Linked DNA regions of Homo sapiens: all the other regions are linked to region 1. A link is a contact called in ENCODE Hi-C or POLR2A ChIA-PET data. All regions are on one chromosome and are shown on one strand. The core of a region is the stretch at or near the end of the contact, and the rest is flanking DNA. Distances in the headings are between cores, read along the strand shown. Region 1 has its middle 81 kb from the start of LINC02240. Region 2 overlaps LINC02240 (long intergenic non-protein coding RNA 2240). Region 3 overlaps LINC02240 (long intergenic non-protein coding RNA 2240). Region 4 overlaps LINC02240 (long intergenic non-protein coding RNA 2240).

Region 1 (6,003 bases), core at 1,224-3,723:
TTTTGGAGAAAAGAATCGTGGTACCCTTGCCAACAAAAGCAGAGCAGTATGTACAGTTAGTAAATCTTTTCTTAGCTGCAAAATTAGCGTCAAGTTGCTTGAGCCCGTAAACTACGTCAGCATAAGTCACTCTCATTAAATTGATGTGTGAAGGTAGTATTCTTAAACAGCAGGTTGCTCCATTCTGATTTTTTTTTTTAATCAGTCAAATAATGAGGTGGGGGTAGAGTTGCTTAACCAGGCCAAGGGAAAAAGAAAGCGGAATCATCTTAAAACGGCCATCCCGGATTTAATAGCCTACAACAAAACCCTAAGCAGGTCAACTTCATGGTTCAGCAATTCCTAAAAGCCTTGTCTACTTCTCCAAAGCTTATCGGTGACGGCTGGTGTATAAGAGCTCCCAATGAGGACTGATTTACAGCACTGAAGGGCTTTGCAGTGACAAAGGAGGGCCAGGGTCCTCGAGTGCTTTCTGTATTTTTAAGATCCCAGAAGATGATGTGGTTCTGTGATAGGAATCTCTTAAACTTTACCATTGACATAAACAGGTCACAGTGCCTGCAAAAGCTTAAGCAGGAGTCAGGAGCAGTCTCTCTCTCTCCTTTTTTTCTGGGTCAGAGTCAGATTTTATCGAGTCAAGCTATCTAATTGAACACAAACCATGTGATAGGACCCAAACAGAGTGTATTAAAAATGAAACAGAAGGAGCCAGGTTTGTCTCAGGCTAGTGCTGTTACACGCGTAAGTTTCAGACATCCCCTGAATACAAAATGATTTTTTTTCCCCCTGCATTGACAAAAGTCCGTCTTGCAGGGGGAAAAAACAGTAGAGAATAAAACAAACAAATCCACACAAACACACAAATCTAGTTTCATGCTAGATGTATCTGTTGTGAAGCAATATGTTGGCTGAATAGGGAAAGTCAGGTGAGTTAAAGTCTTGTGGCAGCCTGATTTAAACCATGGCTACACAAACCAGAGCCCTGTCCAGATCTCAGGAAAGTGAATTATATATAATAACACTTACAGTTTCCTACTACTATTAGATTTGCCTTCTTACATAAATGCTTAAGTTATGATAAAAAACAGGGCCATGTCAGTTCCTTTCAGTCTCAGCACATTTGCTATTAGCATAAGAAATGCTGCTTATGGCAGAGCTAGTCGGGCTTGAAATTTCTGAATTAATGGATTTGATTTCCTCTTGAGACAAACCATCAGCCTTGCAGTAATGGAAATAGATATAGTTGGTAAAACAAATAAAAAGCTGGCATGCAGATAAAATGGGTTTCGGTTTAAAATAGTAATGTTGTAATTGAAGTGAACAATTACAGGGTTGCTCCTAGGCACAAAAGAAATACCATGAAAATGAAGTAATGTTTTTGTTAAGTATAGTCATTTCATGAAAATGTAGAGCTGCAGATGTCATTGTCTGCCAAAGGGAAAACTATACTTATTCTTCTATACAAAGATCATTTAATAACATTTGGCTAATTTTAATAATAATTGCTAATATTAACCCTATATTTCACTGGGAGTTTGAGGACAAAGGCTCCCTCCCCCGCCCTGTTCTTTCCCTGTCTTGGTAGTGAGCCAGGGAGAGCAAGTTCCTGTAAAAAGCCATTGGCAATGTGCTATCAAATCCCCACCCCCAGCAGCAGTCTACTCTTTTTTAATGTCTTATTTCTCTTTCTTTGTCAAGCATCTGTTATCAGGAATGGAGCCTGTTAGCTGGCAATTGGAGGTGCAGGAGGAACTGGAATAAAGAGGGGAAGGAGAGTGGGAACGCCAGGCAGGACAGGAAAGTGGGCTCTGGAATGTTCACATTTGATCCCCTGCACATTCTTTCTTTTTTTTTTTTCCTTTGGTCTGTTGCAACTTGTCTGTGAACCATACGAAATTCAGAATAGAAACTTCCATTTTTAGAACTTGAAATCTTTTCATTTTCATACACACACAAACGGAGGCAGCCAAGGCCACAGGATATCACAAGAAACATAAGTGTCTCATTGACTCTGAAAAGACAGTGACACAAATACACTTTCACAAAATGCTCAGCTGGGTCCCAGCCTGCCACTTGGCCCTTTCTCCCACTCCTCCGTTTCATTGCATTGAAGGAAGAGACATGCACTGTGTTTCCTCCTCAGGTTTTAGTAATTAAAACAATATTGTAGCTCTTTGAAGTTTTATTTGGAAATATACTGCGCTTTGTTCCCTCCAATGCTGCCTGGCTCACACAGCCTATTTGGCGCATTTGGCATCTCTTTATCCAAGGGAAGCGCTTTTCCCGGGGTTGGTATTTTTTTTTTTTTCTTGGCATCACAGCATTGAAGAAGGCACAGAGGAGTGAGAAAATGAAAGTCCCCCTTAACAAAGGATTGAGCTGTGACTTCTTAAGAGAAAAGGTTAAATTGACTGGCTGCGTGTCTTGGAGTGAAACAGGAGAAGGGCTGCTTCCCTTTTTACTCACCGCCAGTCAGAATAATTCATTTCCTAAGGCAGCCTACCTGTGACAGTCACAGGTGACCTCCCAGCCTGCTAAGCTCGGATGATTTCCCCTTCCCATTGCCCGAGTGCAGCTCCTGCCAGAAGACAAATGTACTGCAAGTCGAAGACATATCTGTAGTGCGGAGGAAAAGCAGCCTGTCTACATATGTCATTTTAAAGCCTCGCACGGAGATTTTACTGCTTTCTTCACACTCTCACACTTACATAAATACACCCACACAGTACAGGCAAGTTCCCCAGACTCCCAAGCGTTTCTCTCCCATTAGGAGACATTTTAAAACAAATTAGCACCCTCCCCAAAAGCCTATTGGCCTAAATGTGTTTATTACTTTGTTTGCTGTTTTAAAAACTCTTCCTAAAGGCGTCAAACGAGGCTGGGGAGTTCCTACAGAATTAAGCACACCCTTCGTCTGTTGAGGAATATACACATTCGACAAAGACTGAAATCTCTCTTTTTTTTTTTCCTCTTGACACAGCGGCTGGTGACACATAAATGTACTTTTTTTCCTTTGACAGAGTAATAAAAATCTCATTATCTCTGAATAGGCAGCAATTTCGTTATCTAATCTTTTTACCAAAAGGTTAGTTAATTAATCAGAAACAAATCCTGATGATTATTTCAATAGAATTAGAAAGACAAATCACCAGAGTACAGCTAAATAGGGCAGGCCTGCGGTTTCACCTGCTCATTGCCATGCAGGCCCCGTGACTGTCAGGGCTCCTCCAGGCAGACAGCCTCCGGAACAGCAGCCAGCAGATGGCTGCGCCGAGCGGCCAGCCTGCCTCCGCTCCAATGCCTGTGATCCCATTACCTCACTGAATCCGTTACCAGGGTAACTGTTAAATTGCTGTGAAAGGCATGGTAATAAAGTAACCTGTCACATTGGCAATAAAAGGAGCAGAATTTTCCTGTTCACTGAACTTTGCAGCTCATCAATACTCACTTGATGGAGAAATTCACCACTACTCCTGGGTCAGCCACAGGAATCTTTCCATAAGGCTTCTGAAATGCAAACGAAAGTTTATGTAAACACAAGAAAAGATAGAATTAAAAGCTGGATTCTTAGCTGCACAGAGCAAATGCTTCTTTTTCTGTGCAAGGGCTCTGGGAGCTTGAAGAACATCAGATTGCTCCCTTTGTTTTTGTTGTTTTTTAATTTAAAGCATGCTAGATAAAAATAACCTTTGCTGGGGAAAGACAGCTGTGATTAATTCAAGACTGGGAAAACAAAGCACGAGGAAAAAAATCCTTTGTTCCTAAAATCTGTCTTTCTTTTTTTCAGATGCTATCTTACTGGCTCTTTTTATTAAAGGGTCAGGGTGCTTTAAAAAATGATTTGGATTTGAGAGTTTTTTTTTTTTTTGTTTTTTTTTTTAAGAATGGAGAGCCTTGGTTTTCATAAGCATAAGGAGTTGAAAACAGCAAGCCCCCTTCTTCCAGCCCACCCCAACAGTTAGGGCTCATCAGTTCTAACTGCAAAGAGATGAATGTGTTCTGAATGTATGGTGTGGTTCTGTCTCCCCCTCCTTCTATAAATGCCCTTCAAAGATTTCTATGTCATGGACTCTAGTGGTGACGCTACCAGGTATAAGATTTACTAGAGTTAATTGAGTGGGGTTCTTTGAAGTAAGAAAAGAGAATAGCCAAATGCTTTCTCAGTATTAAAGAATAAGCAATAAGTTGAAAACCCTATTTACCTCAATTACATTTTGCAGCCAGACCTACAAACATACATGGAAAGTGGGAGTGGGGTATATCTATGCTGCCCTCATTACTAGGCATTTGCAGACTTCACGCTTTTGGCTCCATTTGGTGCTGTCATTAATTAGTCAGTATTAACCTTAGAATACTTTAGAGCTTGCCTATTGAAATAACTTTGGGCACACTCCTTTTTCTCCCTCCCTCCCTTTCACTTGCAAGTGCTTACAGCTTGTTAATAAAAAACTGACAGTATTTCTTTGACCAGCCAGCAGCAGACATAAATCGTACTTCTAGTTGTAGCTGCAACCCATGAAAAGAAATGCCTCCAAACAGGAATTGTCCTCATTACAGGCTGCCCAGCATGGAATTACTGCAGAGCCTCACTGGCTGGCCACATCAGATAGAGCCTTCGACTGGCATCTTAGACAGGATAGAGCTTTTAGGAATGAGGTGGCAATGTGCTACACATTAAAAAGTAGATGAGCTAGTTTTCAGTTAAAATCAGGAAAATGAAGGCTATGGCTTCATGGTATCCAAATTTGTTTAAAAATGGAAAATATTTTCTATCCTGTTGAAAGCAATTCTTAAATATAAAGTCACAACACACACATATATGCATATACAAACACACAATGTGAATTGAATTGTAAAATGTGTATTCTACTACTGATATTTAAAGTGTTCCCTGTAATTATACTTCTCACCCTTCTGCATTTTCATACGGTTCCAAGGAGAGAAAGAAGTAGAATTACAGAGGTAATTACTTGTGAACAACCTCTCCTCCCCCCAGTCATATGCTGCCATCACTATGAAGGTTTTCCATGGGTGTCAGGGAAGGAGGCTGTCTTTTTCTACACCAGAGATGGTCCAGCTAAATTTGGAAGAATAAGAACTAGTTTATATAATAGCTAAAAATGAGCTAGATCTTTAGATCAGGTGCTGTAAATACCAATGGTGCCACGAGAATTACATAAATGTGTGAGGTCGGTTGGATGTGAGAAAATGGAAGATGGTGGGCTTGTCATCCACTGGATAATCTATTCCTTCTTTAAAGGGGACAGTATTATTTAACTGCCATCTACTCTTTCCATGTAGCTAAGGAGAGTCTCCTGTCATCACATCTCCCGACTTTTCAAGAGAGTCAGCCCCAGATAAAAACTTGAATCGAATTATATTAGTTTGCTGGAGCAGCAATAACAAAGTATTAAAACTGAGTAGCTTAAACCAGTGGTCTCCAACTTTTTTAGCACCAAGGACTGGTTTTGTGGAAGATAATATTTTCATGGCCAAGGTGGGGGCTGGCAGGTGGTTTTGGAATGAAAGTGCTCCACCTCAGATCATCAGGTATTAGATTCCCACAAGGAGCACACAACTTAGATCCCTCGCATGCACAGTTCACAGTGAGAATTTAATGCCCCTGCTGATCTGACAGGAGACAGAGCTCAGGTGGTAATGCTTGCTCCCCTGCCGCTCACCTCTTGCTGTGCAGCCAGTTCCTAACAGGTCATGGGGACTGGTTCAGGTCCACGGCCCGGAAGTGGGGACCCCTGCCTTAAACAACAGAAATTTATTTTCTCACAATTTTGGACCCTGGAAGTTCGACATCAAGGTGTCAGCTGGGTTGGTTTCTTCTGAGGCCTCTCCCTGGCGTGCAGACGTCTTCTCTCTGTGTTTTCACATGGGTTTCCTTCTGTGTCTTTTCCCTGATCTCCTCTTATAAAAACACCAGGCATTTTGGATTAGAGCCCACCGTAATGACCTCATTTTAACTTAATTAATTCTTTAAAGACCCTATCT
Region 2 (6,003 bases), core at 2,557-5,056, 180 kb after region 1:
TTATTAATGCAAGGGGTAACAAAAGTACAGTAAATATTGTCGGTGATGGAAAACTCAACGCTACTGAGTGGAAAATAACTACTCATTAGATAAGTTTTCCAAAAACATATATGTGGTGAAGAAAGCTTTTCTTTATTATTCTATTGTATTTACACAGCAAGTTTATAATTATATGTTACATTCACCAAATGGAGGTCAAATGGTCCTGCTGTCTATTCTCCCCTTGAATAATAACTTAATATGAAAACCCAAACCGTAAGAACTATTTTATAATGGTGGAAGAATAGAGAGTATAGATTCACTGGAAAATCAGGTTTAAAGATAAAATTTCAAATTAAATAACCATATTAAAATGACAGTAAGCGACTCCAGGGCATGCTTTGCTGGGCTATTAATATATGCCTTGAGCAGCTGAAGACACCCAAGGCGTTCATTAATAGACACTAAAACACACCCTGTCATGCTTTAATGCTAAATTAATTAAGCAATAACGTGCCCCGTATGAAGGTCTTTCCTGGTCCAGCAATTACTGAATGGAAGAAATAAAGGTATTGTCAGACACTGCTTGACCAAACAACTATTAGTTTGCATAAATGAACATAAATATGTTTTTATAAAGTACTATTGGTTTTTGTTTTGTTTTCATTTTGTTTTTTCTTGACCCAAAGGTAAGATAAAGTTAGGACAAAGAAGATTAATTTTTAATACTTTTAGGCCATACTTGTTTAAGGCATTCCATTTCAAGCTTATAAATATAAATGTATGCCTGATGAATTTGGTTTCACATATTTTTTATTTGAATATTAGTCTGATCACTGAGCCATAAAAGTAGGCACTCAACAAAAGCAGATTCAAAATACACATGTACTTTTTAAAGGAAGCAAGTGACTTTAATGTCACTTAGTGATGGTCAACTGACTTTCTCCATTGTACTTACAAATTCTCTCCATTAATTCTTGTTTTTATCAAATTTCTTTACTGCTGAATTTTTCTAAACTTAACTTCAGATGAGAAAAAGCTCTTAAAATATTTTAAATAATAATTGCCTTATAAATATCGATGCCACTCTTCCCAGGAAAAGAAGATAAGAAAATTACATTTTAGAAAATATATTCAGCATATGATACAGAATATATAATTCAGCTTTCTCCCCAATTTCAAACCAGGACTTTACATACTCACTTTAATAACAAAGTATTAACAAAGTTTACTTTGTTAAAGTAAATATTTTTAAACAAGATATATAAGTCGGAAACCTACAGAATAGATTATTTTATATTAGATGTTAAAATTTAAAAAACTTCATGACAAAAAACACTATGAACCAAGTTTAAAGACAAATCACACACTAGAAAATGTTATGTGCAATTCAACTGACATAGAGCTAGTATTCATAATACACAAACAATTTCTATAAATCAATATAAAGAATCCAATAGAAAAATGGAAATTATATGGAGAGGTAATTTATAGAAGAAGAAACCTGGATATGCCAATAACCATACAAAGAGTTGCTCACGCTCACTGGTTCTCACTACAAATTTAAATAAGGAAATACCATTTCATATTTACCCCACTGGCAAAACTGAAAGTGTCTGACTGCTGATGGGACTGTACAGCTGCCGCAGAGAGAAATTTGACAATTCCTATTGAATTAAATAAACATGTATAAACCACAGTACTCAGCAATTCCACTTCTAGATATATTCAATGTGGAAAATCCAACACAAGTCCACAATGAATCTTGTGTAAGGAGGATAATTTTAGTACATATTCGAAGTGGAAAATTGGAATGAACACAATTATTTATTAACGAAGGAAAGAATGAATAAACTACCAATGATTAATCAAGAGGAATATATTAAAGTAATTAAAATGTGTCAATATGAAAAAGTCCAAACTATAATACTAAATGAGTATTTCATCAAAGATTATGTACCAGGTGACAGTACATATAAAAATGGTAACTATAAATACTATATATTTTTATGGCTACCTATGTAGTGAAAGTATAGAATCCTTTTAAGATATTTTTTAAAAACTCTAAATTTAGGACAATAGTTGCTACTGGGGAGAAAAGAGCTTGAAATGGGAATGTAGAAATATACCAGAGACTTTACCATTTTATGATGCAAAAATGTCAAAATGATAACATGTCTTAAATTTGCAGGAGAGTACATAAGAATTTGCTAAATAGTTTGGGGTTAAGTAATTCAGAAATGAAAATTAAAAATTAATAGAGGTACTTAGAGTTTAAAGTAATAAATGCTGTATCAGATATCTTCAAAAGCGTTTATAAGAAAACATTTTATGATGTATTTTACATTATAGATATTTTAAATTTAATGAGGGAAAGTGCTGTTCTCTTGGATGACTAAGTAAGCAGGAATTTTGTGCAGTTATGATTAGAACCACTGGACCCAGCAAGAAAAGTATGCTTGATCAACAGATAATTGGGAGAAAGGCTCTGGATCCCATTTATCAATTCATTTAGCAATTACAAATTGAGCGTCTGCCATGTTCTTAGCAACAATCCAGGTGCTAAATATCTAAACAGACAAAAGTTCTTGCCATCATGAAACTCACATATGCATAGGTAGAGAAAGAAAACTGGCATAATAGATAAGCAAAATTTGAAGACAATGTGTGCATACAGAAGGAGGGCGAGTAGAACATGGCTCCAAGGGTAGCAATATGAGGGAGCGCGGGTGGAAGCATGTTGTGGTATTAAAGAGAGGGTGGCCAGGATAGTCTCATTGAGAAGCTGACTTCTTGGCAAAGACTTAACAAAGAGTTGAGGGGACAATCTATATAGGTATATGGAGGACCAATTAGGCAAAAAAATCAAGGCAAAGGCCCTGAGGCAGGAATATACATGATTTATTCAACAAAAAGCAGGAAGACAAATGTGGCTGAAGCAAAGAGAAATAGAGGAAGTAGATGGTATCAGAGAGGAAACTGGCCCAGAAAACACCACAGAGAAAGAGAAGAAATGTTGAAAGATATTTGTTTCCTTTGACATTTTCATCTGGGAAGGTGTATGCCCTTCTACCCATCTCAACACTCTTTCTAGGGTCTCTCAGTTCACACTTTGTTCTTTCTTTGATGGAGGTAGCAAAATAGGAGTGATGAAGAGGATGCTGTCAGACTCTAGAGAAGGAAAAGACACGACAAAAGATGACCATTGCCTTGGCTTGTACTTTTCTCTGCTTGCCTCTTCACTTTTAACTTCACAACCCTAGAAAACTGTTTCTCTTAACTTCACAGTTATAAATGTTTGGTAAAATTGGGCTGGATACATACAATTTCTGTTTACAGGTGTCTTTTCAAGCACATGTCACTTAAAGTGTTCATAAAAAGGAAACATTGGAATTTGAGTATTGGGAAAAATAATTGCTGCATCCTTTGATGAAACTAATTGGTTAGGGGACCTTCAGAGAAGTTTTTTTTTTTTTTTTTTTTTTTTTTTGGAAAATAAACAGCAATAAAATTTTATCCTATCTGATTCTCATTCTTTTCTACATAGATGTTAAGTTCCTTTTAGTTTCTGAAAAGGAAGATTGTAGTCCTGTCTGATGTGACTATTACATTGGTGCACAAGCTTTAACCTTCCAATTTAAACTTTAGTTATAACTACTTTCTACAGCATAGAAATGTCGAGTGCTGGGTTTTTGTTCACTATTGTAGAATGCTCATTGAAGAGGCACTTGGGTACATTTTGTTCAAAGTCACTGGGACTTCCATCAGTGCAAGATTTCGGCAGTGTCTACAAAATGAACATTTGGTCTGATGTAGCGTGCTGTGACCCACAGCTGCAACAACCAGCTGCGTCTGCTCAAACTTCAGCCATCAGCCAGCTCAGTCGTGTAACGGAATCTTAGTCACAGAATGCCTCCATAACAATGGCTTTCACAAGGTCATTTTAGAAAAAGAAACTATGCTTAGTATGAACAGTTGCAAAAATACAAGACTTCAAGGGACTTGAGTATAACAAAAATGAGATACAACTGGTGTTTTACATGGACTAAATGCAGAAAAAGCATGAAAAAAAAAAACCTTACTTTGCAGTTTAATCCAATACTATTTTTAATGCATAAATTGTAGACTAGCAAATGGAATCACTACTGACTCAAGGAACAAAGATTAGGAATATACAAAATACAGATATCCATACAAACTTGAATGGTTGAGATCTCAAAATTTCACAAGGTGGATTAGATTTGCCACCTAAGGAAACTTCTAAGGATATCAGAAACTAACACAAGATTTGGAAATATGTTGGAAGAGAAGGTTTAATTCACATGAGAAAATATGATTATAGTGTCACTAAACATTAAACATATATTATCATCTTTGTACTAATAGCATAAAGTATAGAATAACTGTGTTAAAAATTTGGAAAATGTCCCTGTGACTAATGAGTAATTCTAAAAAAGAACTGGATAGTGCAAATCATTCAACATCCAAGTAAAAAAGTACTTTGATTCTAAATTACTGGACTTTGTTTTTATAAAAAATATTACAGAAGTAGAGATATAATTTCTCACTGCAGTATCACACCAGACCACTCTGGATATAAATAGTCTGTTGGGAACTGACCAAAGCCACTTTGTTCATTTCCTTTTATCATGTTCTTTATGGCAGATAGCATATCCTTTCACAGAAAGAGATAGGTAAGTGCCGTAGGCCTTCCCCGCAGTTATTTTGATGTGAGGTATAGAGATACAAGGAAAACAAAAGTCAGACCAAATCTGGTATTCATAAAAACACATGGTTGGGTGCAATGGCTCACACGTATAGTCATAAGACCTTGGGAGGCCAAGGCTGGCCAATTGCTTGAGCCCAGTAGTTCAAGACCAGCCTGGGCAACAAGTCCCGCCCTTCCAGTTCAAACCGATGTAAATCTTACGTGTATTGGTTGATGTATTATGTCTCCCTAAAATGTATAAAAGCAAGCTGTACCGCAATCACCTTGGGCACATGTCCTCAGGACCTCCTGAGGCTATGTCACAGGCACTTCCTTAACCTTGGTGAAATAAACTTTCTAAATTGATTCAGACTTGTCTCCGATACTCTTTGGTTTACACCCATCTCACCAATATTTTATAATAATTGCATTTTAACAATTATTTCCTGTTATTCCAGGTTTGTATTATATATTTGACAGCTTGGTTAGTTGACAAATATTCTATAAAGTTTTCTTATATTTCATGGTGAGGTATGAATTTTAATAGCATTGTTTGGCAATCTTTGTGGCTATTTAATGTTTGTATTTAATTTCACTTTATGTGAAATTAGTATTACCGGTTGTATAGTTTTCTCTGTAAGAGAATTTTGAACAATACTACTTAAAAATAGTGTCTTTTTGTTAAGTATATTGCAGTTAATATTAAAGTCTTTTTTCTTAACTCAATCTGAAATTCTTACTTATAAGCAGGGTCTATTAGCTGATATATTTAGTCTTAATGCTTCATCAAGGACTCAGCATGGCATCTTCTTTAAGGGCACAGGCTTTTACTTGAGATAGATCTGGTTTCAAGCCCAAGCCCTACTGCATGCTAGCTCTGTGTAAATATTGAGCAAATTTGTTAATCTCTCTGAGCCTCAGCTTCTCACCCCCTCCCAATAACACCCACATTTAAATGAGAAAATAAAGTTTTTTTACACTTTAAATTTCTGGTGGTTCTCTCCTTCTTTGCGTCCCACCCTTCCTTTCTTTCTTTACTTCCTTCTTTCCTTTTTTATTCATTCTTTCTATATGTACTATGCTTGCTTTGCCTGTTTTATAAAAAGATTTAAAAATCACATTTGTGGGAAGTCTAACTTATTTTTTTTAAAGGAAAGATAAGCTAGAAAATTTCCATTTGTTTATGGAAAAATCAGAAAACAAAAACATCAACATTCTCAATATTTAGTTTTAGAAATGTTTATCTATGAGTCATTTCAGGCAGGGATAAAAGGACTGAATTCACCACAGCCTGGACCTCACTTACAGCTGGTAGC
Region 3 (6,003 bases), core at 1,914-4,413, 160 kb after region 1:
CTGATACATGTTATCCATGTGACCTTAAATATTCTGTTTCTTGTTAGGCTATTTTCCCAGGACAATGATGCCTTCTTGCTCTATATTTACATAAATAAGTGACCTAGTGACCTTTCACTGGACAAGGAACATTTGTCTTATGGTGATTTTCTTTCTTTGCCATCACCTAGAATCAGGCAGCAATCTGGCTGGCTAAAAAGGGAAAGCACACATAGAGAGACACACGTATAAAAATTTTATCTCTGGCAGGCTCCACTGTGTTTGGCACCCAGTCATGCTTCCATTCTTGTTTGGCCATATAGGCTATGTAGGTGTTTCTATTTGTGGGTGTATGTTACACTGAAAACCCCTAACCATTCCGATCATGCTGCTCTCCTCATCTCTGTACCCAAGCAGCAGAATCCTAGAAGTGAGGAACTGCTTTTCCACATCCAAGCCCCAGGGTTCTCTGAGTAACTGTCAAATCTGCTTCTCCCAGCACTCAACCACCCTCTGCTCTCGCCCCTGCCCCTCTGTCACTTATCTTCTGTGTTAGTTAAGTCCACAGCTCTCACCCCCACAAGATTGAATGTAAGGGTCACTACCTATTCATCGACAAATCGCCTAGAATAAAGTGCATAGATGTAGCAGCACATCTGTGTCCTAAAAAGCCCAGTTCAGTGATTCACAATCCCTGCCCCACACTCCTACAGCAAGAGAATAATCTCTCTAGACATGCCACTCTTGCATTTGCACGCAAATGCGTAATTGCTTCCTATTGCCTCGCCTATCGAATTTATATTCTTCAACCTGATTATCCAGATATTCTGCCAAGACCCTTGACTCTCTTTTCTCATAGCTGAACTCACTGGTATTGCTCACTTCTCTCACAGATAATGTATAAGCAACAAAATCTAAGCCCATTCCCAGTTCTTCATCCAGAACATGCCTCTTTCTCCGGGCCATAGACATTTTATTCCCTCTCTCCTTTTCTCTGCCAGCATACTCTGCAGATCCTTTCAAACGCTCCTGCATAAAGGAGAAACCACTCACCTAGCTGCTCATTCTTTACTCACAAAGGCCTCAGGCCTCAAGCTCATCCTTTAACTTTTATTTCTCTTTTCAGCAAAGAGTGTGTTGGTACATTCACCTTCCCTCCCTAGGTTGACCAGTTTTTCTAACTGGACCCCAGACCTTTGATGGTTGTTGCTTTTTCAGCTTGCCAGCTGCACCTAGTACAGAGTTATTCATCAGGAATATGCCCAGGAAGTGTTATTGACTGATACGCAGCAATGAATTTTTTTTTTTTTTTATGATAGAGACTTCCCCCAAAAGGGGAATGATTTCCTTAGCTGCAAGTTGTGGTTGTGGTTGTTGTTGTTAACCATGCAGCACAATAATATATTCCTAAGTTTGTTTTCTTCAATGTTTTACACTACTAAGATTAATAAAAGAAATGCTTTTAGGCTGTTGTTTCAATTACAGTATACTAGAAAGTGCTAGAGGAAAACAGAAACAAAAATCTATGGCTATGGGGCACTTCTTGAAATAAAAATGTCTTGCCCTCTCTTTATTCTGGCAAAATAGGAAAAGAAAAATACTCTGTGCTGGCAAGGGGCAAGTTCAGGCATTTAATGGATCTTTTTGTCAGCTGTCATTTGTTTCTACCAAGTGCTACATACCCTTTACCGTAGATGAATACTCCTTATGTCTACAGAAAGACCCAGGGTGGCTCGGGGTGCGTTGTAGGCATTTCAAAGTCATTCTTCCTTTACATCTCTGCCTGTGTTCAAGTGCCTATTTTCAATTTGCAGTTGTGCTGGGAAAACGTTTTGATTCTTGATTTAGAATGTGCACTCCCAGAAGGTTCCAAGAGAGTTTCAGGCAGAGAGATAAAGCTTGTCTCTTTATGCTGCTTTCTAGCGTGTGCTCTGTGGCAATAATACACACCCCACACTGTGCTTATATCCCTGGTTTTATGAAAGTCAGTCCAATGCCTATTTGGTGAATCTTTTGACATGCAAGTACTGTTCCCTGAGGAAGAAAGCTAGTTGCAGCACTTTCTCTCTCCTCCTCTCTTTGTTTTCCATGTTATACATAATTCTTAGGAAAACCGTAGTGTGAAATGCACCGGAGAAACTAAAATCGCAATGAAAAAGTCAGCTGTAAACGGTATATCTGACATTGCTCACTACAGTAAAAAGACCCCATTTTATGAACATAATAAGGCTCAGGTTCTATGCTTTGAGCTAGGGTGAAACAAACACATAGGCATCAACCAGCTGAGTCCCAAATTACCTAGGCCAACTGAGGACCCACAGACTTTTTTCCCAGGTGATATGATGGCAAATAAATCAAGTTCAAGAAAGCTGAGTGAAAGTTCAAATACATTATATGCTAAGGCTGTTAAGCCAAGAACATACAATCAGACTCTGTCTGTAGCCAGGGAGTTTGAGCTCACCTCAAAAACAGCCTTTCATCTAATGAAATGTTAAAAAGACTTCCAAAAATTTTACCACTGTTGCCAAAATCTATCTTTCATCGCTTGAGCAAATTGCTGTAAACTTGTTGGAGAGGATTTTCTATATTTATGCAGAATGTTGTCATCTACATGTTGGTATTTGCTAGATTTTATTTCATAACATTTTTTTCTCCAATCAAACTAGCTGGATTGAATTTCAAAATTGAGCTCTCTTTTTAGTGGTGGTGGAGAGGGGGGAGGTTGTAGAGCATCAAATCAAAATCTAATGAAGTTTCTAATGATCAAATAAATAATCACTTGACATTTATTGCCATGTTTGGCAATCTGCAGAAATGGAATAGAGTAGATATGCCTACAGCCCCATTTCCCATAGATTTACATTATGCTACCACACAGAATTAAGCTGACATAAGCTCTTTAAGACTCACTAAAGCAGCAGATTTTACACAACTTGTTTAGATTTTTTTTTTCCTTCTCCATGATCCCATATTCCCTGAATAAATCTTTCTATCCATTTTCCATTCCTTGTTCTTTTGAGAGGCCTGCTGGAGCTTCCCCTTGATGTCATTTCAGGCTATAACCCTGCAGTTTGCGTTTATCTTAGCTGTAAAATGCAACAGTAATTTATATGCTCCCTTACTCCTGCTTCCTCCGAGGCACTGGCTGCCAGCTGTCTACCCAGCAGTTTAAAGAAAGAGCTGTAATGAGCGAGAGTGCAGCAGGAGAGGGGCGGCGCCACATCACATCAGAGGCTTTTATTTCTGCTTCCTCAGTGAGCACTGGATCCACATAAATGGCATTTTCTGGCGCTGACTGGCTGCAGCATAAAGTCCTTCCTCCCCTGCACCTCCACCTTCCCGCTCTCACCTCACACCAGCCTTATGGGGACAGGCTTCATCATCTCTTCCTTTTATTTCTGACTTAAGGAGAACAGAGCAAAAAGATGAGACAAAGCCTGGGGCAGCTGTGATGCTGCAGTGTAGGGTGTGAGATCCTAGTGCAAACCTTGCCCCTCAGCACCAAGAACATGCTCTTGGAGCTGTGAGACAAAGCTTCCCAAGAGCTTGATGCACTCAACATCCTTAGATTTTTAGCTGGGCTATTGAGATGTTTTTTTTTTTAATGTAATTCAGTTGAGGTTTAGTCTCTTTAAAAATAATCCAATAGTAGGGTTATTTGCCTTGAGTTTTGTAAAAAATAAAAATAAAAAAAATAGGACAAAGCCATTTTAGTTTAGTTCTGCCTCCAGAATCTGTTCCCCTGGCACTCTCTTCCTCTCCCATATTCTGTTTTTGGGGGTACATAAAATATGCCCCTTTTCATGCACAGGAACCCACACAAGTTCAGGGAATAAAATTCAGCATAAAGCAGCCACAAAGGAGTTTCCTTTATGCTACTAAAATTAGACAGCTCTCTTTTGCCAGTCCACTGAAAACAATCCCAATTTAACAAAAGGAAAGGAAAAGATTTTAAAGCCTGTCTATATGTTTAATATTAAGACTGGCACTAGGTAGAAGATAGAGCACACACTGGCAAAGGATCGGCTCCTTTTCTGTGATATTCCTGAATGTGTTGACTATTAACATCTCCAAGGAAGACCTTGTCACTTTAGGATTCTTATCTCTCACATTCCCTTTAGCTTTGTGTAATCTTGATTTTTGTCCAAAGCTGGTGTTTCTTGGCAGAGACTGGCAAAGCAAAAGCTAGGAGCCGTGTTGAAGGAGGCTGAGCTTCAGATCAGTGGATCAATCTGAAGGAAGGGTGTGAGCAACAGTTAACTCTTGCAAGTACTGGTCCTTCCTTAATTCAGTCGCAGCAGAGAGGTTTTAATATTTTTCTTTCTTTGGTCAAGTTCATGGCCACAATTATATTTTCTACTGAGAAATGATTTACTAGTCTGACAAAGACTTCAAATATCTTTTTTGTGACTCTTATTATTTATTCTTCTATAGCTGAAAAAATATCAGAAAGGTTCTTATGTTTAGAAGATGTAAATTTCCCTGAGGTTTCACAGCAAGGATGGAAATAATAGCTTCTTTCTAACATAATAGCATTGTGATGTTTCATTATAACTATAATTTGGGGTAAATTTACAAAAAAAAAAAAAAAACCACGAGAAAGCTAAACGGAATGTACTGTCTTTATCTATTAATCCTTCCATACTTTCTGCAAAAGATATTTTGAAGTCTCTCCAGTCTTTCTCTTCATTTCTCTTCAAATGGCATTAGATTTATGTAGAAGGAAAATAGATCAGAAAGACTCATGTATTTTTGGTGTTTTCTAAATGCACAACACACCGTGATTTTACTATTGAAGAATTGCAATGCAAATGTACTTACTGGTTCTAAGGCTTTTGATGCATAAAGATCCTGGAAGCTACTTCTACTACAAGAGATTATCTAAGAAATAATAAAAATACAATGGAAAGCCAAAAAGGGTGTCCTCTACCCTACTTACATATTAATCTGGAAATAGAGCAGCTTTCCAGACCCAAAGCAACATGAAATACAATGGCTGGGAAAAATGCAAGAGAGGGAGAAGACACCTTTCCTACCACCTTTAGGAAATATTTTGAGCATAAATCATCATACAAAACAATCATATCTCCTACTTTTTTGGTGTTAGTGGGGGTTGAGCCAAGTAAGAGGATAACAGTGATGGGGAACCATTGCTAATTTAAACTAAGGAAGCAGCTGAATCATTGAAATGTATGTATATGATGACATATTGCAAACAGCATTATAAGAACTTTGTGTTTTAAACTTGGAAGTGATGTTTGATCCTTCTAAGCCAGCATTTGTCTTTTAATAATATTTAAGCATTGATGATATATGTGAAATAGATCATCTTTATACAGAATTAGGCTTTTCAGCATGTAAAAACTTTAATCCACTTTTTTATATACTAGACTTCTATATACTCTATATTAAAGTATCCCAATTAAACAAAACCAAAACAAACAAAATCTTCAACTCCTTGTAAAGGTGTCAATCAGCACAATTACTGCTTTCTAGCAGGAGGACTTTGTGATAAGAGCAGAAAGAAAGATGCTACAGGATAAAAGAATAGAAATGATCTAAAAAAGATGTCAGGAGTAGACTCCACTAGAAGGTAACTAGAAAAATGGATGAATTAACCATTTCAGGAACATGTCTTTTCTCTTGGTTTTGAGCAGGATTCCTAGAGAAAATGACTAGATAAATCAAAGTAAATGGCACCAACTCTAGAAAATAATACACAAAGAATAGTGGCATAGAGGTTGGGCAGCAATCAAGATGACACATTTATTTTTTCTGAATTTAATGTAATTTTACTAATAGTGGTTTGAGGCTACCCTAAAAAGAAACTCTTCAGCAATGTATGACATGGTATGAGTCAAGGCTTTGCCCACTCCCAATTGGAAATTTGCCCTGTAGATTAACAACTCACTTTTAGCACATTCTCACCATATGTAGCAGTGAATTATCCATTGCGATTGCTGGCATAGTAAATGCTCTCATACAGACCCAAGTTTCATATCACTGGGGCTATTATCACACCCC
Region 4 (6,003 bases), core at 1,003-3,502, 150 kb after region 1:
TGCATTCCTTCTGCAGACTCTAAGGCAAAACCTGTTTCCTTTCCTTTTCCAGCATCTGAAATCCAACCACATTCTTTGGTTTGTGGCTCCTTACTCCATCTTCAAAGCCAGCAGGGTAGTACTTTTAAAAGTCCGTTTCTGGCCAAGTGCGGTGGCTCACGCCTGTAATCCCAGCACTTTGGAAGGCCGAGGCAAGTGGATCACTTGAGGTCAGGAGTTCGTGACCAGCCTGGCCAACATGGTAAAACCCCATCTCTACTAAAAATACAAAAATTAGCTAGGCGTGGTGGTGTGCACCTGTAATCCTAGCTACTCGAGAGGCTGAAGCAGGAGAATCACTTGAACTAGGGAGGTGGAGGTTGCAGCAAGTCGAGATCGCACCATTGCACTCCAACCTGGGCAACAGAGTAAGATTCGGGCTCAAAAAAAAAAAAAAAAAAAAGTCAGTTTTTGTCCGCTTCCATAGTCACATTGCCTTCTGTTTTTAAATTCTGATCTTCCTTCCTCCTTTATAAGAGGAAGGACCCTTATAACCACATTGGGTCAGATAATCCAAGATCATCTCCTCTTCTAAAAATCTTTAGCTTAGTCCCACCTGTGAAATCCCTTGTACCATGTAAGATAACATATTCACAGGTTTGGGGGGATTAGGACAGGGACATTTTTTTAGAGGACATTATTCACCCTACCACAGTGAGTTGCAATTAATTTGAAACAAGAGTACCCAAATTACATATGGCAATTAGAAGTGACTATTGTGACTGTCGATCTCACTCAATCTGAATTATGAATCACTTCTTAAATAAAACTCAATCAACATTATCTCTCTTTTCTATAAGGAAACATCGTGATATTCTTAGATAACATGTAATGCACTTCATGGTTATGGCTGTTATTTTTAAGAAGACTATTCTTGCTTGCTTCTAGACACACAGAGACCCTAAGCCAAAAGCTACACAGCCAAAAGGCCTGGCTGTACATGGAGAGTCTCCAACATAACAATAATCTATTGCCAGATCTGACTTCATTGATGTGAATTCCAGTGCTAAACCTGCACACATCTCAAGATTATAGATGGCAGATGGATGGCACTAAAGATAGCTCTAGATACAGAGAAATTCTGTCTTTATCTCCTTATCATTTTCTTATGTCAGATGTAGAACATTTGAAAGATCAATTTGAGAAGTGGGGTAGTACACCAAAAACTCCCCTGGGGGGAAAAAAACACAAAATTTAAATCTAAGTCCAGCAATGAGATATTACTAGAAATTTCCTCATATGCAAATTAAATACAATAATTATTTTTCTTCTTATTTCTCTCTGTGGAGAATGGAATCATAACAGTTATGTATGTTGGAGGAGAAAGCAGGAAGTGGGAAAGAGTCATATTACGAGGTCTTGTTGGGAATAGCTCCTGCCTGTGGCTTCTGTACAGGCTCCTGCAAGTATTCGAAACAGGGGGAACAAGGCCACTCCGATATTACCAGTACTCTTTTTGACAGACATTTAAAATGTGCACTGCATAAAGAGTGTCTTTACATTTGTTTACACATCCACACACACACACATATGCAAGCACACACATATGCACTGATCTCTTTGTTGTGCTCTAGAAGAATATATCTGTTTCTTCACATAGTATTTTCAAAAGACTTTAAAAAATTTTGGGGGGAAACCAGTCAATCAGTTTAAATAATGGCCTATTTGAAATTTCCCTGATAGAGTATTCTAACATGCCCATTCAGAAAACTGTACACAACTGCAGTCAGAGCAAACAAAGACAATTTGCTCTTACAATGAAGTAGCTTAATGCTTTCCTTAAAGGTGTAACTTGATTAATTTGTTTTATGAGGCTAAGCAGGATGATCCAAGAAGAAAGGTGCCATGTAACTGCAGCACATTATTATTCATTATAATAAAGGCCATGGTAATAACAACTCAATGATAGAATATTAATAGACTTTATAGCAATGGCACAATGGAATTTCCAGAAGGCAGCAAGCAACTTTAAAGAAAATCGGATAGGGACCTCTCATGGCGAGAAACGAATCTTGTATATCCTAGGAAAAATGAAACGAAGATTGGCTATCTTTCATTCTCTTCCAGCTTTACATTTACATTGGCAGCAGAAGCTCACATCTGTGGAAGAACACCCATGCCCTTTCCCAATGGATTCAGGAAGAAGTTACTCCTATCAGCTTGTGTTTAATGTTATGAATCAGACTTGCTTGTCAGCATCATGATTCATGACGGTGAACAGAGAGTGTGTGGAGCCTGCATTTCTGTGGGTTGGGAATAGATAAGAGTATTTAGACAGCTTTCATATCCAGTCTCAGCCAGTCTTGCTGGATAAAAAAGAAACTTCAGAATATTCTCCAGATCTACTACAGACTCAGAGTGAGATCCAGGGAGATGAATCATTACTTGCTGAAGGCAAGTGTCAGGAATATATAATTGAAGACTCCATGAGCAACCTTGATGAAAAATTCAGTTCTTGTGTGTGAATTAAAAATGCACAAAATTCTAAACAAAAATTAGAGATCTCTGTTGGAGAGATATTCTATATGTCTGTCCTAATGGGCTAGTGAAAAACTATCTTAGGGAGAGAACATTTATGCACATGTATATAATCCTTGTCATTGAATGAGGTGACAATTTTTCTTTATTCAGCAACAAATGTCTTTACCCATGGTTTGAATTCCACTCTTAGTAACCACACCTGATGACATGGCCCTAAATTTACTCTCTTTGGCTACTCGACAATTATTAGGCACCTATGATGTGCAAGATATTATGAGCTAGGTTGTAGAGATACAAATTGTAAAGATAGCATAAGCACAAAAAATCCCTTAGATTAAAAAGTATATACTTCCCCCCACCAAAATGTTATAGTAAACATAGTGTGCAAAAAGCTTGAGAAACCAAGGAGGGCATTTCCGAGGAGGTCTGATGGTGAGAGAGGTTGCTTCTGAGGACTATCATTTGAATTTGGTTTTGTGGAACGATTAAGAACTTGACATTTGGACAAAAGGGGAAAGGAAGAAGAGGCATTTTTGGTTAGAAGAATCGTGCATACAAAATCATGGCGCGAAATAGAATGGGTTATATTAGACGAATAGCTAGTGCATCAGAGTGCTGGAATATAGGACTTATTGCTGAAATGGAGGAGGAAGGGTGGATGAAACTAAAAGAGGTGGTTGGTGAAACTTGCTAAGACGTGAAAATTTTAAATTGTTATGTATTTTTTTTATTTTTTATTATACTTAAGTTGAATCATGTGTTGGAAATACAATGCCAATGGAAAGCGGTTAGGAAGCAGATGACAAAAGAATTGAGAAGAATTGACTAAGTTCTCCAGAATGAATGAGGCAAATGAGAATGAGAGGCAAGGGAAGGAATGAAATTGGAAAATATGTTAGAAATGAAATTGAAAGTATTGAGTCACGTAGATAACAGACAAAGGAGTCTGGATTTTTCTCAAGTTACTCTGTAAACAAGACTGCTTTTAGGGAGGAAGGTAGTGGAGTGGCAGAGATATGGTAAAGAGATTGGCCTGAAGCACATTGAGAGAGTGCGTCCAGGTGGAGATGGGATCAGCTTGAGGTTGGGGGTAAGTTCTGGACTGACTGAGGATTTGGGAGTCAGCAACACAGTGATAACCATTCATGCCAAGGCTATAATAGACTACCCAGGATCACATATTGGCAGAGAAGGGAGTAGAATACAAAAAGCAAGTCCATGCTAATGAGAAATGTGTTAACTTTGCTCTGTTCCTCCACTGAGTCTGAAAAGAGGAAGGGCATGGATTTGACTCATCGACAATGCTGACTCCTCCAACTCTCTTGGGTTCCTTCATGTGTCTTCTACACTTATTATTTACACACACATATGAGTATGTCAGACTTTACTGAGGCATTCAAGGATACAACAAGTTCACAACATATGAAGAAAAGATTTTGAATCCATCATTGTTCAAGGGAAAAGCAGTCTAGAAGCTAAACTTTTCATGAAGTGTATTCTCAAGATGACACCCCCATTCTTAACTTTGCTCAACATTCTTTCCAAGAGAGTCTCCCCTAAATATGCTACATAGATTACAGCTGTCTTTTAAAATATAGAACTTACTTCCCAAAAGGTTTGGTCTTCTCTTAGGAATTCTTCCTCCTCTTCCAGCAAAACATTTCTGCACATCTGAGTTATTTAGTCTAAAATAATACACCCTGTGGGACTTAGATGAAATAATTCAGGGTGAAAATAAGCATTCCAAGTCTAGTCTTCTTCAATTCTCTTTATGAGTTTGGTGTGTACATATAGCTCTTTCATTTTTTGAGTGTCCAGTGATTAATTGTTGCTACCTTCCTATCTCTTAAATTACATATGTCAGAAAGTGCTATTTATTCTTCTAGTTTAACTAATATTTAAGAATTATGCCAGTTAAACAGATTGAAGAGAAATAGTCAAATGAAAAAAACAAGAAATGAAAGCTTCAACAGGCGTGTATTCAAGAGCGGAAAGTGCAGGAAGAAGAATGAATAAATTGAAGTTGAAAATAAGTTGCAGAATAAATCTTGTAGCCAGTCTAAGGGCTTGTTATCATAAATCCCAGAGGCATTTGGGTATATAATATAATATTATTATACTTAAGTTGAATCTGTTTCCCACCTCTGACTTCAGAAATGTGTTTGGCCCATGTTGTAATAGCCTGAGAAACTGAAGATAAAGAATGAAATTTTTGTTAATGCCTGAGTGTTCCCAGTATACCTTTTTCTCTAATATTCATATTGTACTTGTGAAAAACTGATGTTGATTAAATATACCTGGTCCACATGAGGTGCTTAAGATAGGTCAAGCTACACCGTGCTGGACCTAGAGGTGCAGTTAAGCTTCCTTCCAACAATTCCAACATGACCCTCCCTTGTTCTCAGAGATTATCATCAGTAACTATTCCTCTCATGGTACGGATATAATGACTTGCACCTGTGCCTATCCTGGTACATGTTTCTGATCTTGCCACATATCCCAGTGGTACTGACTTCCTTCTGTTTCTTTAGAACAGATTTTCCCAAGGGGAGTCCACACCGGGGCTTTTCCTCCATCCAAGCCTTTTGCTGGCATTTGTTAACCCAGTGAAAGCCAAATTATACAGGGGTGAGGAGCAATTGAAACAGACTGATGTGAAGATAGAAGTTGATGGCAATGGGAAAGGGAAGGATACATTCAGGGGAAGAAATTTTAGGATGAGAAAGATTTGAGAACGTTTGTAGTCTGAGATGAAATCATCAATGAAAGAAGAAAGTCACAAAGATACTAAAGAGTCAAGTTATAATTGATGGTTCAGGAACACAGGAGGCAGTAGGGTTTGGAATGTAGGACTTAAGAGGAACTATCCCAAATTGTTAGTTCCTCTGCCCTGAGAATGAAAGAAATAAAGTACAATAACATTTTTACGTCTGTCTATTACATGTCTCAGACTGAAAGAACAGCCATTTAAGATAGAGGCCTGCCTTACCCACCCACACCATCAGGGTCTGTTGGTCTCTTCCCTTGCTATGCAAAAGTGAAAACCTGGGCTCTTTAAAAACAGAACAAAGGAGAAGAGCTTTCCAACAAGAAGCCAATGCTTCAGTTGCTAAGACAGAACAGAGCAACAACTATAATACATTAATATACTGTATAGGTTGCTGATTTAGTAGTTTTGCAATTATTTTAAAAATATGGCCATTTTGCTTTTATACTAGCATGAAAAAGAGCTGAATCCAGAAGTCACTCAGAAATATGACTTCTTTATATAAGAAAGAAAAGGCTTGATAAAAAGAGAAGGGACCTAACCTACAATTGTGGTTGAATGAAAAGCCTAATTTTGTAGGATTATAGAACTAAAAGTATCCTGCTCTTATTTGGATCACTGCATAGCGGCTTCATGAATTTGAGAGTTGTAGAAATCAGGGGGAAAAAGAAGTGCTAGAATAATTTTGTACCAAATTAACCACCTTCAGAAATGCC

The links. Hi-C counts contacts between places; a loop is a spot of excess contacts on that map. ChIA-PET counts read pairs that join two places held with the same protein, here RNA polymerase II (POLR2A). Pooled maps may share reads with other maps.
Region 2: a map of IMR-90 shows a loop between it and region 1 (2.5-fold over the local background). The contact joins two enhancer-like sites. A Hi-C loop is called at or near these places in 2 of 168 maps with a recorded cell type or tissue (IMR-90 and head of caudate nucleus) and 5 of 50 pooled maps. POLR2A ChIA-PET finds 5 or more read pairs at or near these places in 1 of 52 experiments (OCI-LY7).
Region 3: a map of dorsolateral prefrontal cortex shows a loop between it and region 1 (2.9-fold over the local background). The contact joins two enhancer-like sites. A Hi-C loop is called at or near these places in 4 of 168 maps with a recorded cell type or tissue (Panc1, dorsolateral prefrontal cortex and head of caudate nucleus) and 5 of 50 pooled maps. POLR2A ChIA-PET finds 5 or more read pairs at or near these places in 1 of 52 experiments (OCI-LY7).
Region 4: a loop to region 1 is called in a map of endothelial cell of umbilical vein, with 5 times the contacts of the local background. The contact joins two enhancer-like sites. A Hi-C loop is called at or near these places in 4 of 168 maps with a recorded cell type or tissue (Calu3, MCF 10A, endothelial cell of umbilical vein and 1 more) and 3 of 50 pooled maps. POLR2A ChIA-PET finds 5 or more read pairs at or near these places in 2 of 52 experiments (MCF 10A and endothelial cell of umbilical vein).

The regions. Positions count from the first base shown.
Region 1 is chr5:125,409,663-125,415,665 of GRCh38, forward strand. No RefSeq gene overlaps it. Among named protein-coding and RNA genes, the nearest start is that of LINC02240, 81 kb to the right of the region's middle. RefSeq lists an enhancer at 2,004-2,503. Within about 2 kb of position 2,474, at least 17 of the 41 ENCODE cell types and tissues checked have a DNase peak (open chromatin) inside an H3K27ac peak, as active enhancers do; they include dorsolateral prefrontal cortex and endothelial cell of umbilical vein, where a contact is called at or near this core.
Region 2 is chr5:125,591,450-125,597,452 of GRCh38, forward strand. All of the region lies in intron 3 of LINC02240 (long intergenic non-protein coding RNA 2240), which reads left to right. All of the region lies in intron 8 of LOC124901056 (a long non-coding RNA gene), which reads right to left. Among named protein-coding and RNA genes, the nearest start is that of LINC02240, 100 kb to the left of the region's middle. Within about 2 kb of position 3,807, at least 3 of the 41 ENCODE cell types and tissues checked have a DNase peak (open chromatin) inside an H3K27ac peak, as active enhancers do.
Region 3 is chr5:125,572,893-125,578,895 of GRCh38, forward strand. The region is part of intron 3 of LINC02240 (long intergenic non-protein coding RNA 2240); the gene reads left to right. The region is part of intron 8 of LOC124901056 (a long non-coding RNA gene); the gene reads right to left. Among named protein-coding and RNA genes, the nearest start is that of LINC02240, 83 kb to the left of the region's middle. RefSeq lists a silencer at 3,864-4,158. Within about 2 kb of position 3,164, at least 4 of the 41 ENCODE cell types and tissues checked have a DNase peak (open chromatin) inside an H3K27ac peak, as active enhancers do; they include dorsolateral prefrontal cortex, where a contact is called at or near this core.
Region 4 is chr5:125,557,224-125,563,226 of GRCh38, forward strand. The region is part of intron 3 of LINC02240 (long intergenic non-protein coding RNA 2240); the gene reads left to right. All of the region lies in intron 8 of LOC124901056 (a long non-coding RNA gene), which reads right to left. Among named protein-coding and RNA genes, the nearest start is that of LINC02240, 67 kb to the left of the region's middle. Within about 2 kb of position 2,253, at least 2 of the 41 ENCODE cell types and tissues checked have a DNase peak (open chromatin) inside an H3K27ac peak, as active enhancers do; they include endothelial cell of umbilical vein, where a contact is called at or near this core.